2 separate regions of the Mus musculus genome follow, and region 2 is linked to region 1. The links are chromatin loops, found by intact Hi-C in ENCODE. Cell type or tissue: gastrocnemius. All regions are shown on one strand. Each heading gives the region's core, and the rest is flanking DNA. Links, peaks and the distances in the headings are about the cores only.

Region 1 (5,059 bases), core at 418-4,417:
CAATAGTTAAGAACACTCACCATTCTTCCACAGAACCCAGGTTTGAATCTCAACACTCACATAGTGATTCATAAGCATCCAACTCCAGTTCCAGGGGATTCAATGCCCTTTCCTGGCCTTAGAAGGCAGCAGGAATGCAAGAGGTAGGGGTGTGTGTGTGTGTGTGGTGTAGAAAGGAAGAAAGAAGGGATGGAGAGGGAGAGGAGGAGAGAAGGAAGGAGGGAGGAGAGAGAGGGGGAGGGGGAGAGGGGAGAGAAGAGGAGAGGGGAGAGGAGGAGGGGAGAGAGAGAGGGAGAGGGGAGAGGAGGAGGAGGGAGAGGAGGGGGAGAGGAGAGGAGGGGAGAGGAGAGGGAGAGGGAGAGGGAGGAAAGTATCTTTAGTCTGAGACCAGGCTAGTCACAGCATCTGTAGCCACAGCTGTATCTTCAGTCTGAAACCAGCGTGGACAACATATATCTCAAAGACCAGCATGGACAACTCAAAGCGAAACAAACAGAACTAACCAACAACCAAAATAGATGGAAATTATAATTAGTTCTACAATTATTTGTCTTTTGATTCCTTCATCTGCCTTTCTTCTGGGGGGGGGGGGACGACCCAACAACAAAAAACCAAACAGTCATTAAGTTTCTCAAAAAGGACCAGGGCAGGGCTAGATTCAGAGGTAAGACAGATATATCAGAATGCAGAACACTGTGCTACATTGTCCAGGAGCTAAGTTTTACTCAATGGTAAGTGACTTTTAAACAATGTTTTTATATTGAAACAAAATAAGAAAATGCAAACTTCATGTATCAGATTATTTCATCTAAGACTTGAGAAAACAGGGAAAGGAAATGGCTGAAATTCCCAAATAGAGATTCACTAAAGTTCATAAAGACTGAATCAAAGTTTGTGCAGTTAAGAGCTTACGAAGAAAAACTGCAGCCTGTGTCAAATTCTACTTTGCTGTATTTTTTTTAAATTTAGCTCTTTGTTTAGATGCATCAATGAGTAAGAGTTCTAATGCAAGAGGGAAGAAATAAAGAACAAGTGAAAAAACGATGAGGCATTTCTCAAGAGAAAGAGTGAACGGGGAAATAAGAGAAGCTCGCTGATTGTCTCCAAACAAGACACATTCTGTCCTAAAGGGAAGCTGCTTAAGACGAAGTAACGAAACAAGACTCAGAAAAATAAACAACTCCCAAGAGTCGACAGGCCCCTGTCCAAGGTTCTAAAGCAGTAAGGACGGCAGCTTTCCCAGGGCTTCCCCTGAGCTGGGTGGACTTTTCAGGGACGCAGCTTGAGCCACACAGGCTCTATCTGTCAGTAAGCCCTCTCCCACAGATACCCTTGTAAACCCGGGCTTCACCAAAGCGGACTTGGGTGGAATCCCTACTTTGCTCTGTCACGAATGCCCTGTCTAGGGTGAGCAGATATTGATCGATTTGGACCTCTGAAGGAAAAGTCTCACAACATAAAAGTTAAAGATCCTTCAACTCAGTGGCATGCATTCGACCCAACATTGGGAAAAAAAAAATCACAGCAAAATTCATAAAGACGATGTCCGGGTGTGTGAGGTCTGGGGTTCTGTTTGTCTGGTACATACAGCTGAATTCTGTAAGCATCTGAAGAAACTCTGGCGACAGGATCATATGTATGTGTATGGCTAGTGGTTACTATATATATTACATATGTGTGTGTGTGTATACACACGTATACATACACACACACACACACACACACACACACACATATATATATATTAGAAATAGTTTCTCCGTGTGAGCATCTGACAGTCAATCGCTGACGACAGGGGGCAGGTAGGCAGGAAAACTTTCGTACTTTTGGAGAAAGTGGCTAAAGGTGTCGCGATGAGACGCGACAGCTCAGAACTCCAGCCCGGGAGGACTCGGGCCGGGGGCGTGGGACACGGGACACAGCGGCAGGACTCATCCCTCAGCCCCGTGAAGAGGCCGAGCCTCGCTCCCCACCGCGCACCAACCCCGCGCCACCCGCCGGAGCCGCACTGCCCGGTCTCCCTCCTCTCGCCCCGCACCGCCAGTTCCCGTCCCCGCCTCCGGGATGCCCGGCCCTTGGGGCCGGCGGGGCTGCTCGAGGCCGCGGGGATGTGGGGCTGAGGCGTCCCCGCCTCCTCACGCAGGACTGTGGGAGCGAGAGGGAGGGCACAGGCGACACCCAGAACCCCGCCATCAGGCCCCGGCGGGCGGGCGGGCAGGTGAAGGTACCTGCGCAGGCCGGCGAAGAGCGAGCGGCCCCACAGCCTCCGCCTCAGCGATCTACCTCAGGCGGTTGCGTGCTGGGTCGCTAGCCGCAGGCCGCAAAACCCGCCTAAGAACCTCAAGCGGAGGGCCGGGAGCGCGCGGCCGCGGGAGCCAATCAGAGCACGGGAACCGCCGAGGGCGGGGCCTGCGCTATCGCCCCGCCCCGCCCCTCGCTGACCGGGTCGCCTCCGCCTTCTGCCGTTATTCCGCTCCAGCTCTCTGTATCTTGATGCGGTCGCGCTTTCCCTCGAACGCTGGCTGTGCGGAGCGGTTGAGGAGCCCCGGACAGGACGAGGGGACTGGGCTGCCCTGAAGGACCAGGGCTGCTTGCCGTTCCCCCTCCCTGCCTCTCTGCTCGCGCCTTGGACCTGGGTGCTTCTTCCCTTGTGCACAAGTGTGTAAGAGGAGAAAGAGCCCACGCATGCTAGCTCAAAAGGTGTGAAATAAAGTGGCCTTTAGTGAGCAAAGGGCAACGTTCTTCCATTCACAGCCCTAAATGCTCCTTTTGTCATGCCCGTGCCTTCCTGAGACTCCTGGGATATAGCTGGTGCATAATCAACGCTTGCCAGTCCCACCCCTCCAATTCAGAATCTGCTTTATATATATAGTATGAGAGCACCATACAGTTCTGACTTGTTATCAAACTCAAGTAGACTAGTAACTGAACTGGTAATTAAGACTCTCTGTGGAATTTTGGGTTGGTCCATACATCCAGAGATTAACAGACAACATGAGTTGGGTTGTGGAATCTTCCCCCTTTTAGCTACCTGTACTCAGTGTTTTGTAGAACTTCCTTAAAATGTGACTGAGTAGATAAAACCAAGGTCATGGTAATGTTAATGGCTTAGACAAAAGTGTTACCAGCCCATTAGATCTTCAACCTCTCTCAGGCTATCAATTCACCTATAAAATCTCTAACAAGAAACACTGAGTCAGGAACTTAAGGAAACTGATGCTACGTGATGCTGAAGTACACTGAAAAGGTATGTTTCCATAATAATGTAAAAAATATTCTAAACATACATACAATGAGCCCTTTGAGTAGGAGCTAATTCGACTGTTGTTAAGATCTCAGGTTCAGGGATAGAGAGACAGCTCTATGGTTAAAAGTACTTGCTGCTCAAATTCCTAGCACACATGTGGCAGCTCACAACCACCTGTAACTACAGTTCTAGGGTATCCAACATCATCTTCTGGCCTTTGCTGACATAAGGCACACATGTAGCACACATGCATACATGCAAACAAGACACTCATAAGCATTCAATTTTTAAAAATGAAAATGAGTAAACATCTCAGGTCCATTAGCAAATGGCACAACAGAAAGTACCTTAAGTAAGGAACCCAAATAGAATTCAGTTCTTTGTTTGTTTGTTTGTTTGTTTTTTGAGACAGGGTTACTCTGAATAGCCCTGGCTGTCCTGGAACTCACTTTGTAGACCAGGCTGGCCTCGAACTCAGAAATCTGCCTGCCTCTGCCTCCCGAGTGCTGGGATTAAAGGTGTACGCCACCACGCTGGGCTAGAATTCAGTTCTTAGTCTCCAGCCACCCCAGTTATCCCGAGGACCTGCTCCCTCATCTTAGCTGTATCTTCACAAGCATGTATTGAGGATGAAGCAAGATATTGGTAAACTGGGAACTGTGCACACAGTGCTTTAGCACTTCCAAGGATGTGACAACTTGTAGAGAGAATCTCTTATGTACTGTGTGGAAGCATCACCTGTTAGCTGAGGCAGGAAATAGAAGGTAGGACATCTGGCAGAGAAAGAAAGGATTCTGGGAAAGATCCAAGAGCAGTTAAGGTCGGCCACCTGGACTAAGAGGAGACGGACATATGAAACTGAGGAGAGGTAACCAACCATGTGGCAGACACAAACTAGAACAAACAGATTATATAAGTTATAAGTTAGTTGGAAAATGAGCCAAAACTTATGGCCTAGGCATTTATTCATAAATAATTAAGTCTCGGAGTCACTTCAGAACCAGTGCCAGTGGGAAACCCCGAGCCTGCAACAAGTTGGTGGTGCATGATAGGAAAAGTGAGAGGACGTAGAAACTCCTTCAAAGAATGTGAGGCCCAGGGCTGAGGGTGGCTTAGCAGTTTAGAGCACAGGTTGCTCTTCTAAAGGACATGGTGGCTTACAACCATCCCTCCAGAGGGTCCAATGATTCTTTTGGCCTCTGCAGGCATCAGGCACATAACAGTGCACATACATACATACACACATACAAACAAACATACATACATACATACATACATACATACAAACACCCAAATACATAGAAATAGTATTTTTTAAAAAAATTAAAGAAAAGGAAAAAAAACGTAAGCTGGTCCTTTGAAATAATTAAGAGTCTTTTGAATCATATGAGTAGAAAAGCCTTAACCTCATGTGTTCTTGAAACTAAAAATTCTTTCAGGGTTTACATCTAGGGTCTGGTATGGTGATGCATGCCTGGAACCCAGTGTAAGAAGATTAAAGTTAAAGGCCAACCTAGGCTACATTGTGAGTGTCCTTCCCAAATGATGAACTGCCTCTAGAGTGGGTTGCTTGAAAGGGGAGACTTGGGACCCCAGGGGGGATGAGTTTGAGAACTGGGATGGACACAGTAGGTAACTCCCACATGGAGGGCAGAGCAGGGGCAACAATTAAGCCAGTCTCAAGCTAGGTGTGGCCTTGGTTTTATTTTTAAAGCAGAGAGTCAGTATGTGGGCATTGCAGCCCTCGCTCCTCATCTGCCAATGAAAAGCATTAAGTCAGAGCCAGTGTAGGCTCAGTGGTACTGCTCTCGA
Region 2 (5,059 bases), core at 419-4,418, 210 kb before region 1:
AACACCACAGAAGATGACACAGTAATCAGAGGAGAGTTTACAAAAGGCATGATTTTCAGGCCCGTGGGGACCCCACGGGAAAGAGAAGTTTAACAGGCACGTTTCTGTCCTACACTGAACCCATAGAGAGCAAGAGTCCAGGGGAGCTGTGTAAACCTGTGGAGAAGGCTGCCTGACAGGAGCTACGGTCTTCCAAGGGTCTGCAACAAATCCATGGAGCCAGGATTGGAAGATGGGAGACTAGCTCACTCTCCATCCTCCCACTGTGGTCCTGCCTGCCAAAGCCTAATTAAAAGCCTGAGTCCCTGTGTGTCACACCCACGGGGATCCATGCCTAGGTCTCAGTGGTGTTGAACAGAGGTGTGAAGGGTGGATTGACGGGTGTTAACCGGATTCCAACACTACCCAGGACTTCCTATTTTCTTCCTGTTGGTCATAGGTTATATTCTGGACTGGGCCCCTGAAAACTTGGAAAGAAAGAAGCATTTTCAACCTCTCAAGACTTGACTCTGATTTCTGATATAAAGAAAAGGTTTTGAACAGAAATTCAAACCCACTTCATCATGACGTCTAATGATGAGACACTACACTGACCTTCTGAGTTACAGCTGTGGATCAGATAATAATTTGGAAAAACTGCCCATAATGATCTGTCGGTTTGTTCTTAAGATCATACCAACACCTGGCTGCCTGTAATTATTGGAGCCAACACAAATTTCACAGCTACTGACTTGAGTGTGCAAAAATGTAATTTTCTCTATTCTCCTGTAATTGAGTGTAATTTCTTCCCTGTGCCTCTGTTCTGCCTCAAAGCGGAGAAAATTGAATCTAGCCACTTTCAGATAAACTCATTCAAATACAGTCATGTCTTAGTCAATTCAAGTTTATTATTCAGTCACAATTAAAGTTGGAAATTCTCTTTTTCTTTCTTCTCTGGAATTCAATCTAAGCTCTTGGGGGCTTATATAATGGGTCCCCTTCTTGGTGTTAATTTGTACTATCTGCATCTGAGTATCACAGATGTCAGGTGTTCCCCCTTAGGAGGAAGAGGCAGGAGGATCACTTCGAGTTTCAGGTCAGCCTGGGCTCTAATGTACTTGAAATAAATTGTCCCCATCAGAGCCAGTACTGTGTACAATGAATATACACAGATAATAAAAAGATACAGTGGTGGTATGGAGTTTTGAAAGCTAATACACATGCTTAGAATTGACATCATAATTGATAGAAACTGTATCTGGTACTAACCCTGCTGTATTTATGGGGGATCAAAATTAAGGTTTTAAGGAATTATAGAAAGAGTCAGCTGTAACGATACTTTCTGAAAATGAACAACCTTCCCTTGCTCTTGCTCTTCTTCCTCTCTTCCTCTCCTCCCTCTCTGTCCCTTCTCTCTCCATTCCCCTCCCCCTCTCTCTCCAGGTGCTCATAGCCAACCTCCCCTCTTCCTCCTCCTCCTCCTCCTCCTCCTCCTCTTCCTTCTCTTCCTTCTCTCTCTCTCTCTCTCCCTCCCTCCCTCCCCCTCTCTCCCTCCCTCCCTCTCTCCCTCCCTCCTTCTGTCTCTTCTACCCCTTCAACTCCCCTCCCCATGCCCTAAATAAACTTTACTTCATACTAAAAGGAAAGAAAATAAACAACCTTTAGAAAAATTAGATACTGGGTACTTGAACCAGACTCATGTAACAGGGCCCCATGGCTTCTCTATCCTCGGAATGCCCTTATGTTTCACACCTGGGTCCCAGGCCTCCTTCTAGACTGATTCATTGGTGCTTTCTTGCTCTGAAAAAAAAAAAGTTTTTTCTTCATGGAAACCTTTTGAACAGTGGTTCTCAACCTTTCTAACACTGTGACCCTTCACCACAGTTCCTCGTGTTATGGTGACCCCCTACCCCAACCGTAATTTTTTTGTTGCTACTTTATAACTGTAATTTTGCTACTGTTATGAATCATAATATAAATAGCTGATGTGCAGGCTATCTTATACGTGACCCCCCCCCCCCACTCAAAAGGATGGCATGACAATGACCACAGGTTGGGAATCATTACTTTAGAACATCATAGTAACCTCCTATTGCCACTTGGACTGTGGGAGATAGAGGCAGCAGACTTTAGGGGCTCCCCATTCTTTTATACACAGACACCAATCCTATTCTGCCACGTCAACATGACAAAAGATAGTTCTACACATAGCTTGATCCCTGCTCTGTCCCAAGCTTCAAACTCTGTACTCTCTGATAAGGCTTAGAGATCAGACATGGGGCACAAAGAAGTCCTGCTTCCTAGGGCCCGGTGGCTTCCCCCCAACCTTTGATAGACTCTGATGTTCTTTCTGACATTGTCTCCTTTCAGACCTCCCTGCCTTACTTCAGTGCACAGCCTTTTGGTTTAGAAGTTGAGAATCCCAGAGGAAGGTCAGAGGATGCATAAACATGCCCAGGGTGCTTTGAGGAAGCCTGAAGAGTATAAATACAGAAGAGAGCTTATGAGACGATTATGCCACTATGTGTTATTGATGAAGCCTTCAAAGGAGTAGTTAAGTGAGGTTGTCAGGGTGGCTTCTAGTCCAATGTGACCGGTGTCCTTAGACGTGGTAACTCATCTTCATAAGGGGGCACATACAGAAGAGACACCAAAAGATGTCAGAGAGGACAGCCATCTCTGATGCCCCACCCCCCACCCCCCGCCCCCCACCCCCAAAAAAGGAGACCTTGGGAAAAAATCAAGTTTGCACCTGAACCTTGAACTTCTTTCCAGAACTTTGGGAGTGAGATCTGATTGCTTAACCTAGTCAGGCTTTGCTGCTGCTTTCAATTTGGTTTTTAGAAAGACAACATATATAATAATAATAATAATAATAATAATAATAATAAATTCCTGTTTCAATTCTAAGTCACTTTGCCTCAGTAGCTGACCTGCCTTCTGAGTTCCTCTGAGGTAAGGCACTGTTTAGCACCTCATTCTGAAACAGTAGGAGATTATATAAAAGTAGCCTTTGTTTTATCTCCACAGGAATTGTGAGGTTCTAACTTTCAGTCTGCTAGTTGGAATCCCAGGAAGAAAAAGGGACACTTTGAAAAGTCATTTTAGTGTTTATTTCTAAGTTCTCAAAGGTTTCCTGTGAGAGCTCTCTAAGAAAAAGGAGGAAAGGGCTCCTAAGAAAAAAAGGGGAATATGGGTATGTCTAAGAAAAGGGGGGACAAGAAGAATGCTAAGAAAAGGGGGATAAAGAAAATGCTAAGAAAAGTGAGACAAAAAGAATATTCTCTTCTCTTTGTCTTCAGCACTTGTACATCTTTCAGAATACATGATCAAATGGTAAGAAGTTCATCACAAGTTTACACATAAATTCAAGTCATAAATCGAACAACAAGTTTAAAACAGAGAATGTTTGCATGCGTATCCATTAGGAGTATTTATCTGGCAAAACATTCATTATCTGTCCCAAACTCAGCAGGTTCACGGATACTTAAAAACTATAACTTATGTGACTTATGTGATTAGTGAAGTTTTGTATAGACAAACCCAGTCAACATTTTGTCTTCTGTCCTAGCACCTATAGTAAACCATTAGTTCCCTTTTTATGACCTTTGGTGTAGTGGCTGGTTTTGTGTGTCAATTTGACACAAGCTGGAGTTATCACAGAGAAAAGAGCCTCCCTTGAGGAATTGCCTCCATGAGATCCAGCTGTAAGGCATTTTCTCAATTAGTGACCAAGGGTGGGAGGGCCCATTGTGGGTGGTGCCAACCCTGGGTTCTATAAGAGAGCAGGCTGAGCAAGCCAGGGGAAGCAAGCCAGTAAGCAGCATCCCTCCATGGCCTCTGCATCAGCTCCTGCTGCCTGACCTGCTTGAGTTCCTGTCCTGACTTCCTTTGGTGATGAACAGCAATGTGGAAGTGTAAGCTGAATAAACCCTTTTCTCCCCCATTTGCTTCTTGGTCATGATATTTTGGCAGGAATATAAACTCTGACCAAAACATTTGGTTAATGGTTTTACAACCTCTTGGAATGTGCTCTAAGTAATAGATGCCTGCTTGCCATCTCAGAAGCAATCAACTCATGACACTAAGAGACTGGCAGAGTTCTCACTGAAGTTTGGATTATCAGAGAGAACCTAATGGTGTAACACTACAAAAGAGCTTAGTAAATACTGTTATAATTTTATGATTTTTTAAAGGATCATCATTAAGAATCAAGAAGTCATCTATTTGTCTATATAGCATCACTACAAGGCAGTATATCTTCGTAGTTCTACAGAGATCTGTTCAAAAGGGTGGGCTAATACCTAGTGATTGTTATATATGTTTAATAATAACAGGAAAAGCATATTAATAGCAGGAATCTTTCCTAAAAATGAATTTTTCCTGGGCCTTGCCTACTGGAGCAAATTCATTGTGGATTATAATCTAAGGCAGACTCATCTCAGGAAGATCACATGCTAGTTATTAGCATCTCCTATGATAGCTCCTGACAGCATTTTTTTCTCATCCGCTGCAGGAGGAAGCTTCCCTGGTGATGGCTGAGCAAGACAGTGATCTACAAGTATCAGAATGTCATTAGGAGTCATTATATTGCTACTTTATTTTTTTAGAACAGTAAATAGTATTTGTATTTATCCTAGGTCCCTGGGCTATCTAGTCTCAGGTTCTGCATCACTCAAGCAGTGTGGGTTTCATCTCAGGAAGTGTGCCTTAATTCAAATCGGATATCGGTTGGTTACTTCCATAAGCTTTGTGCTACCACTTTCCTGACATACCTTGCAGGCAGGACACCATTGTAGATCAAAGGGTTTGAGGCTGAGTTGGTGTTTATGTTTCTCTTTTGGTATCCCTGTACCTCACTGTACCAAAACACTAGAATGTAGGGGGTGAAAACTCTGTGAGTCACCAGCTTGACTTCTTCGTGTTCAGTGAGTTGTGTAGGTGTTGTTTTCTGAAAGGGGGCCTTGACATCAGTTGGTAGAGAGTAAACTATAGTCCCAGCAATAACTTGAGTTGTTTGGGATTCCCTTTACCCAACAATTCAATTAGTTGTAACCCAGCCCTGGTATGGAAAACTTCA

The links. Hi-C counts contacts between places; a loop is a spot of excess contacts. Peaks named below come from ENCODE experiments on the same cell type or tissue, not always from the same donor. Only the 100,000 strongest peaks of a DNase experiment are listed, where the experiment ranks them.
Region 2: it touches region 1 in a loop (2.5-fold over the local background); 1 of 42 quality-filtered maps calls a loop at or near these places.

The regions. Positions count from the first base shown.
Region 1 is chr17:71,549,311-71,554,369 of GRCm38, reverse strand. Spdya (speedy/RINGO cell cycle regulator family, member A) reads right to left here and starts at 2,309. Exons shown (of 7, transcript NM_029254.1): 1 at 2,229-2,309. In gastrocnemius, for the core only: no CTCF peak of the experiment used is centred there; DNase peaks (open chromatin) are centred at 1,356 and 2,376; H3K4me3 peaks cover 1,709 bases; H3K27ac peaks cover 907 bases.
Region 2 is chr17:71,762,742-71,767,800 of GRCm38, reverse strand. It overlaps Gm30140 (a long non-coding RNA gene), which reads left to right. Exons shown (of 4, transcript XR_001782175.2): 4 at 440-913. Among named protein-coding and RNA genes, the nearest start is that of Pcare, 12 kb to the right of the region's middle. In gastrocnemius, for the core only: no CTCF peak of the experiment used is centred there; no DNase peak of the experiment used is centred there.